Linked DNA regions of Homo sapiens: region 1 is linked to region 2. Evidence: read pairs that join two places in POLR2A ChIA-PET (ENCODE). Cell type or tissue: MCF 10A. All regions are shown on one strand. Each heading gives the region's core, and the rest is flanking DNA. Links, peaks and the distances in the headings are about the cores only.

Region 1 (2,931 bases), core at 122-2,621, 81 kb before region 2:
GTCTCTGGTTAGGGGGTGACAGGACCAGTTGAGTTATGAATCTCAATGCCAGAATGCAAAAATCTGAATTTCAAGTACCAATACTAGGAGTAATCAGAGAAGTCACAAATGTGTGTCCTCTGGCCTGTGACTCCTGAGCAGTAAGGGATTACAGAAATTACATCTATACTTGAGCAGAATTCAGGCCCCTCCCATAATCCTAATCTTGTGGCCTTTCATTAGTCTTACAAAGGCAGTTTCAGCCCCTGAACAAGCAGGGGATCAGTTATAGGGAGGGAATATTATCCTTGCTTCAAAGTTAAAAACTATAAACGAAATTCCTCCCATGGTTAGCTTTACCTACACACAGTAATGAGCGAAGGCAGCCAGCCTGTGAGGCTAGAAGCAAGATGGAGTCAGCCATGTTAGCTTTCTCTCAATGTCATAATCTTTGCAAAGGCAGTTTCAAAAGTCAACCATCTGTCTGGCCAATTCCCCTTCATGCATTTCCAGATGTAATGGTTAATTTGGTGTGTATCACTATAATTCATTTTTAAATGATTTTACATAAATGTATATCCACATAGTTTTGCTTTGTTTTCTTGTTTTATCAAAATAAGTGTAAATATCATTTTGCAAATAGCTTTTATCAATAAAAATTATTCTTGAGAGATCTATTAGATACTATATTTCATTCCTTTTAATTTCTGTATAGTATGCTATCATAGAAATATAAACCACATTTTGTTTATCCATTCCCATATTAATGAACATTCTAGATTGTTTCCTATGTTTTTGTTAAACAATACTGCAGTGAGCAACCTTGTTTATACTTCCTTATGTACGTTTACACAAATGTCTTGTTTCATGCTTTATATGCATATAGAAGAGTCTTCCTAGTTGGTGGAGAAGGAAAAGAAAAAAAGAAAGAAATGGAAAGGGGTCTTGAGCTACCACAGAAGGCAAAAGGTCTAAGGGCAATGAATGCTCACTGCAGTAGAATTCACCCCATTCACCCCATTATCACTGCTATATTTCAGGCCCTCTTTCCTTGACTTGGCATGATAAAAAGTAAAGTAAGAAAAAAGTAAAAGAACGACAAATGCTAAATACATTATTTTACATGAGGGGAGTCAATAGATATTGTTTCACTTTTGATAGAGAAATGTAGATTCAATTTTTTTTAATTTAAAGGTAAGCTTGTAACATAAAAAAAATCTTCTAAATCATACTTTATTCAGGCCACAAAATATTTCATAATGCACAATCACATTTTCACTAAAAAAATACACACACATGGCCAGGTGTGGTGGCTCATGCTTGTAAACCCGGCACTTTGGGAGGCCGAGGTGAGTGGATCACCTGAGGTCAGGAGTTCGAGACCAGCCTGGCCAACATGGTGAAACCCCATCTCTATTAAAAATACAAAAATTAGCTGGGCATGGTGGCATGTACCTGCAATGCCAGCTACCCGGCAGGCTGAGGTACGAAAATCACTTGAACCAGGAGGTGGAGGTTGTAGTGAGCCGAGATTGTGCCACTGCACTCCAGCCTGGGCAACAAAGGGAGACTCCATCTCAAACACACACACACACACACACACACACATACATAGAGAAAAGACATATAGCAAATAATTAACTGGTTAAGAAGAACTTTTCCATGAGGCCACAGATGTGGGTTGAGAGGGGCAGCGAAACAGTAGGAGGTGGTACCATGGAGTCTAGATCACCTGCTTGTGCAGTTTAATTGTGCCTCATCTCCAGCCGGGTCCCAATTTTACCCATTTCATTTTATTTTTTTATTTTTATTTTAATATTTGAAGAGGTTTATTCTGACTCAAATATGAGTGACCACGTCCATGACACAGCCTCACGAGGTCCTGGGAATATGTGTCCAGGGTGGCTGGGTTACAGCTTGGCTTTATACAATTTAGGGAGACAGAGGGTACAGTCAAAGACATAAATTTATGCATGTAAGGTACACATTGGTTCAGTCCAGAAGGGTGGGACATCTTTATGGGGGGTGGCAGGGAGGGCTTACAGGTCATAGGTGAATTTAAAGATTTTCTGATTGACAATTGGTTGAAAGAGTTGAGGTTTTCCTAAAGAGTTGAAGTAGACAGAAAGAAATGCTTAAGATAAGGGGGGTTGGGCAGAGTGCAGTAGCTCACGCCTGTAATCCCAGCACTTTGTGGGGCTGGGGCAGGGTCGCAGGTGGGGATCACTTAAGGTCAGGAGTTCGAGACTAGCCTGGCCAACATGGTGAAACCTCGTCTCTACTAAAAATACAAAAATCAGCTGGGTTTGGTGGTGTGTGCCCCTAATCCTAGCTACTTGGGAGACTGAGGCACGAGAATCACTTGAACCCACGAGGCTGAGGTTGCAGTGAGCCAAAATTGCACCACTGCACTCCAACCTGGGTGACAGAGCGAGACTTCATCTCGAAATAAAAATAAAAATAAGGGTATTGGAAGCCAATAACAAGTTCTTGTTATGTTTTTATCATATAGATGAAGTCCCAAGTTGGAGACTTCAGAGAGAATAATAGATAGTAAATGTCTCCTATCAGACCTTAAAAGATGTCACACTCTCCTGGATCAGGAAAAGACCTTGAAAGGGAAGAAGATCCTCTATATGCAAATTTTCCCCATAAGAGGTGGCTTTGCAGGGCCATTTCAAAATATGTCGAAGAAATATTACTTTGGGGTAAAATACTTTCATTTCCTTCAGGGCCTGCCATCTACCATGTGATGCTATAACAGAGAGTCAGGTTGGAGTTGGGTATCTTATTGCAAAAAGAATCTGGTTGTCAGTCTTTTATGATCTCTATTTTAATGCTGACACTGGTCAGCTGTGCCTAAACTCCAATGGGAGGAGTTATAAGCAGACATGTCAGACCTCTCTTTTCCTGTCATGGCCTGAACCAGTTTTTCAGGTTTCTTTGGGATTC
Region 2 (2,931 bases), core at 327-2,826:
TCATCTTGGCCCTTCCACATAGCCCACACCCAGCCCACACATGCTTTAACAGGTTTTTACTCAGGCGGAAGGCCTGGGGCCCAGGTCCTCCCTGGAAAAACTCAGAATGGGATGCCAAGACTTAATTATGGGAAGACAAATGCCCTCAGGCCCCTGGCAAGAGAGGCTGTGGGTGTTTGAGGTTGCCTGCCAGAGCATGCAAACCTCACCTGTGAGTTTGGTAATAGCGTGACCCTGGCTCAATATTTTTCTTTTCTTTTCGTTTCCTTTTTTTTTTTTTTTTTTTTGTGACAGGGCCTCGTTCTGTCACCCAGGCTGGAGTGCAGTGGTGCCATCATGGTTCACCGCAGCCTCAACCTCTCAGGCTCAAGCAATCCTTACACCTTAGCCTCCTAAGTAGCTGGGACTACAGGCATGTGCCACCACACCAGGCGAATTTTTTTTTCTTTTTGTTAGAGACAGAGTCTCCTTATGTTGCCTAGGCTAGTCTCGAACTCCTGGGCTCAAGCAATGCTCCCACTGCAGCTTGCCAAAGTCCTGGGATTACAGGTGTGTGCCACTGTGCCTAGCTCGAGATTTTTCTTTAGTCCTCAGATGTGGCACTGCTTCTTGGGTGCAGAGGCATAGAAACCTTATATTTTCTTTCTAATCAGGGTTAACTCAGAGCTTAGACCTAAGAAAACCCAAAAGGCCTTGTATTCCAGCCCCTCCATTCACCACATAATGCTGACTCGCCAGAGCATTCCAAACAAAGCTGGCCCCTTCACACGCCCTTCCTTTCCTAGAAGTCTTTCTCCCTCTTTGCACGTATCTTTAGAAAGCTCTTCCTGGAATCTGTCATGCACTGAGAGGGGGAGGTGCTTTTTCATGTCTATGCCTTTGCTTTGTAAGTCTGCTATGCCCTTCCCCATCTTGTGCATCAGGGCAAACTCTTATTACTTCTTCAAATCCCAGCCCCAGGTCACTTCCTCCATGAAGCCTTCCTTGTGTTCCGCAGACTGAGTTGATTCCATTTCTCCCTTCCCCATCCCACATCACTACCACCACGGGTACTCCTGAGGGTAATACCCTGGCTGACTCATCTCTCCATCTCTACTGCCTGGTTCAGGGCTTGGCCAAGAGAGAAGGCATGAATGAATGAATGAATGAATGAGAAGGGAAGGAAGGAAGATCTCAGACCACTTTATACAGCAATAGCCCCTGTACCACCCTCTGCTATCTGACCCAGGTCCCTGATTTTTCTAAGCTCTTTTCTATTCCTGATCTTATTGGATCCTCATGGTGGCCCCAGTGTGGTTTAGGATAGGGACCCACACCCTGATTGGCAAATGAGGAAGCTGAGGTTCCAAGAGGAGAAGTGACTCTCATAAAGTTACCTCAGAACTCCTGTGGGAAACCCGGAACTGCCTCCTTCCTTCCTCTCTTTGTTTTCCTCAGCTCCTCCCACTGACTCATTTCCCTTAGGGCTACAAGAGCAGAGCTGAAATTCCTGGTGGGATATGAGGGATTTGGGAACCCTGGAAGTCGTTCCTGGGCAGTGAGGTGTGTGGATGAATACACGCAGGCTCCTCTGTGTGTGTGTGCGTGCTGGGGAGGCTTGGCACTGAGATGCCTCCTATGTCTCCCTCCCACCTCCTTCTCCTGAAAGGGGGATGGATGTCGTGTGTCCCTGCAGTGTCCAGGCAGGACTAGTCATATCAGCAGATATCGGGGGAGGGGTGGAGGCTGCAGTGAGCGGAGATCGCGCCACTGTACTCCAGCCTGTGTGACAGAACAAGACCCTGAGTTAAAAAAAAAAGAAAGAATATTATGTATTCTTGAAATTATATAGTAAGTATGATTGGAATGTTACATACCATTCTTATAGGGTATAAAGATAGTATAGTGTATTTCTATGATTACATTGTAATGCAAGAAATACACTAAAGTGTGTATTCGTTTGATTACATACATACTACTTTTTGTTACATGCTATATGATTCCAAGAATATTATATATTCTACATAATCTTAACATTATTTCAATATTATTATATTGATTATCAATAATATTATATACTATTAATATATAACTATATAATATTATAATATATATTTTATATATAATATATATTAATATATATTAATGTTAATATATTATATATTGTATATTATTATAATTATATTATATTATATATTATTAGAATCATATATTATATTATATTATATATTATTAGAATCATATAATATATAACATTTTGGGATTGGATATATTTCATAATTCCTTTGAAACCTTTACAAGTGTCAATAATGTGTTCCTTTATATTGCTATGCAGGATTTTATAGTATGGATATACTATGGTTTCTATACCTTTCACCTGTTGGAGAGCATCAGAGTTGTTTCCCCTTTTTGACTATTACAGATGATTATTATGAAGGTTTGTGTCCAGGTTTCGTGTGAATATGTCTTCATTTCTCTGGGATGAATGCCTAAGAGTGTGATTGCTGGGTTGTATGATGAGTGTATTGTTTAGTTTTATAACAAATTATAAGACTGTTTTCCAGAATGGCTGTGTCCTTTTGCATTCCCACCAGCTTTGCACAAGTGATCCACTTTCTCCACATTCTTGCCAGCATTTGGTGTTGTCACTATTTTTTATTTTAGCCGCTGTGGTAGGTATGTAGTGTTACATCATTGTGGTTTTAATTTGCATTTCACTGATGGCCAATTATGTGGAACATCTTTTAATGTGCTTATTTGCCTTTTGTATATTTTATTTGGTGAAATATCTGTTCATGTTTTTTTGCCCATATTCTGATTGAGATTTTGTTCTTTTTACTGCTGAGTTTTGAGAATTCTTTATACATACTACATATAGGTTCTTTGTTGGATGTGTGGTTTGCAACTATTTTAGCTCAACCTGTACTTTAATTTTTCATCTTTTTCACAGGT

Evidence for each region. Peaks named below come from ENCODE experiments on the same cell type or tissue, not always from the same donor. Only the 100,000 strongest peaks of a DNase experiment are listed, where the experiment ranks them.
Region 1: POLR2A ChIA-PET joins it to region 2 with 5 read pairs; 4 of 35 experiments call an interaction of 5 or more read pairs at or near these places.

The regions. Positions count from the first base shown.
Region 1 is chr11:76,903,498-76,906,428 of GRCh38, reverse strand. All of the region lies in intron 1 of ACER3 (alkaline ceramidase 3), which reads right to left. Among named protein-coding and RNA genes, the nearest start is that of ACER3, 44 kb to the right of the region's middle. In MCF 10A, for the core only: no CTCF peak of the experiment used is centred there; no DNase peak of the experiment used is centred there.
Region 2 is chr11:76,822,323-76,825,253 of GRCh38, reverse strand. No RefSeq gene overlaps it. Among named protein-coding and RNA genes, the nearest start is that of ACER3, 37 kb to the left of the region's middle. RefSeq lists a cis regulatory region at 616-1,846. In MCF 10A, for the core only: no CTCF peak of the experiment used is centred there; DNase peaks (open chromatin) are centred at 933, 1,063 and 1,443.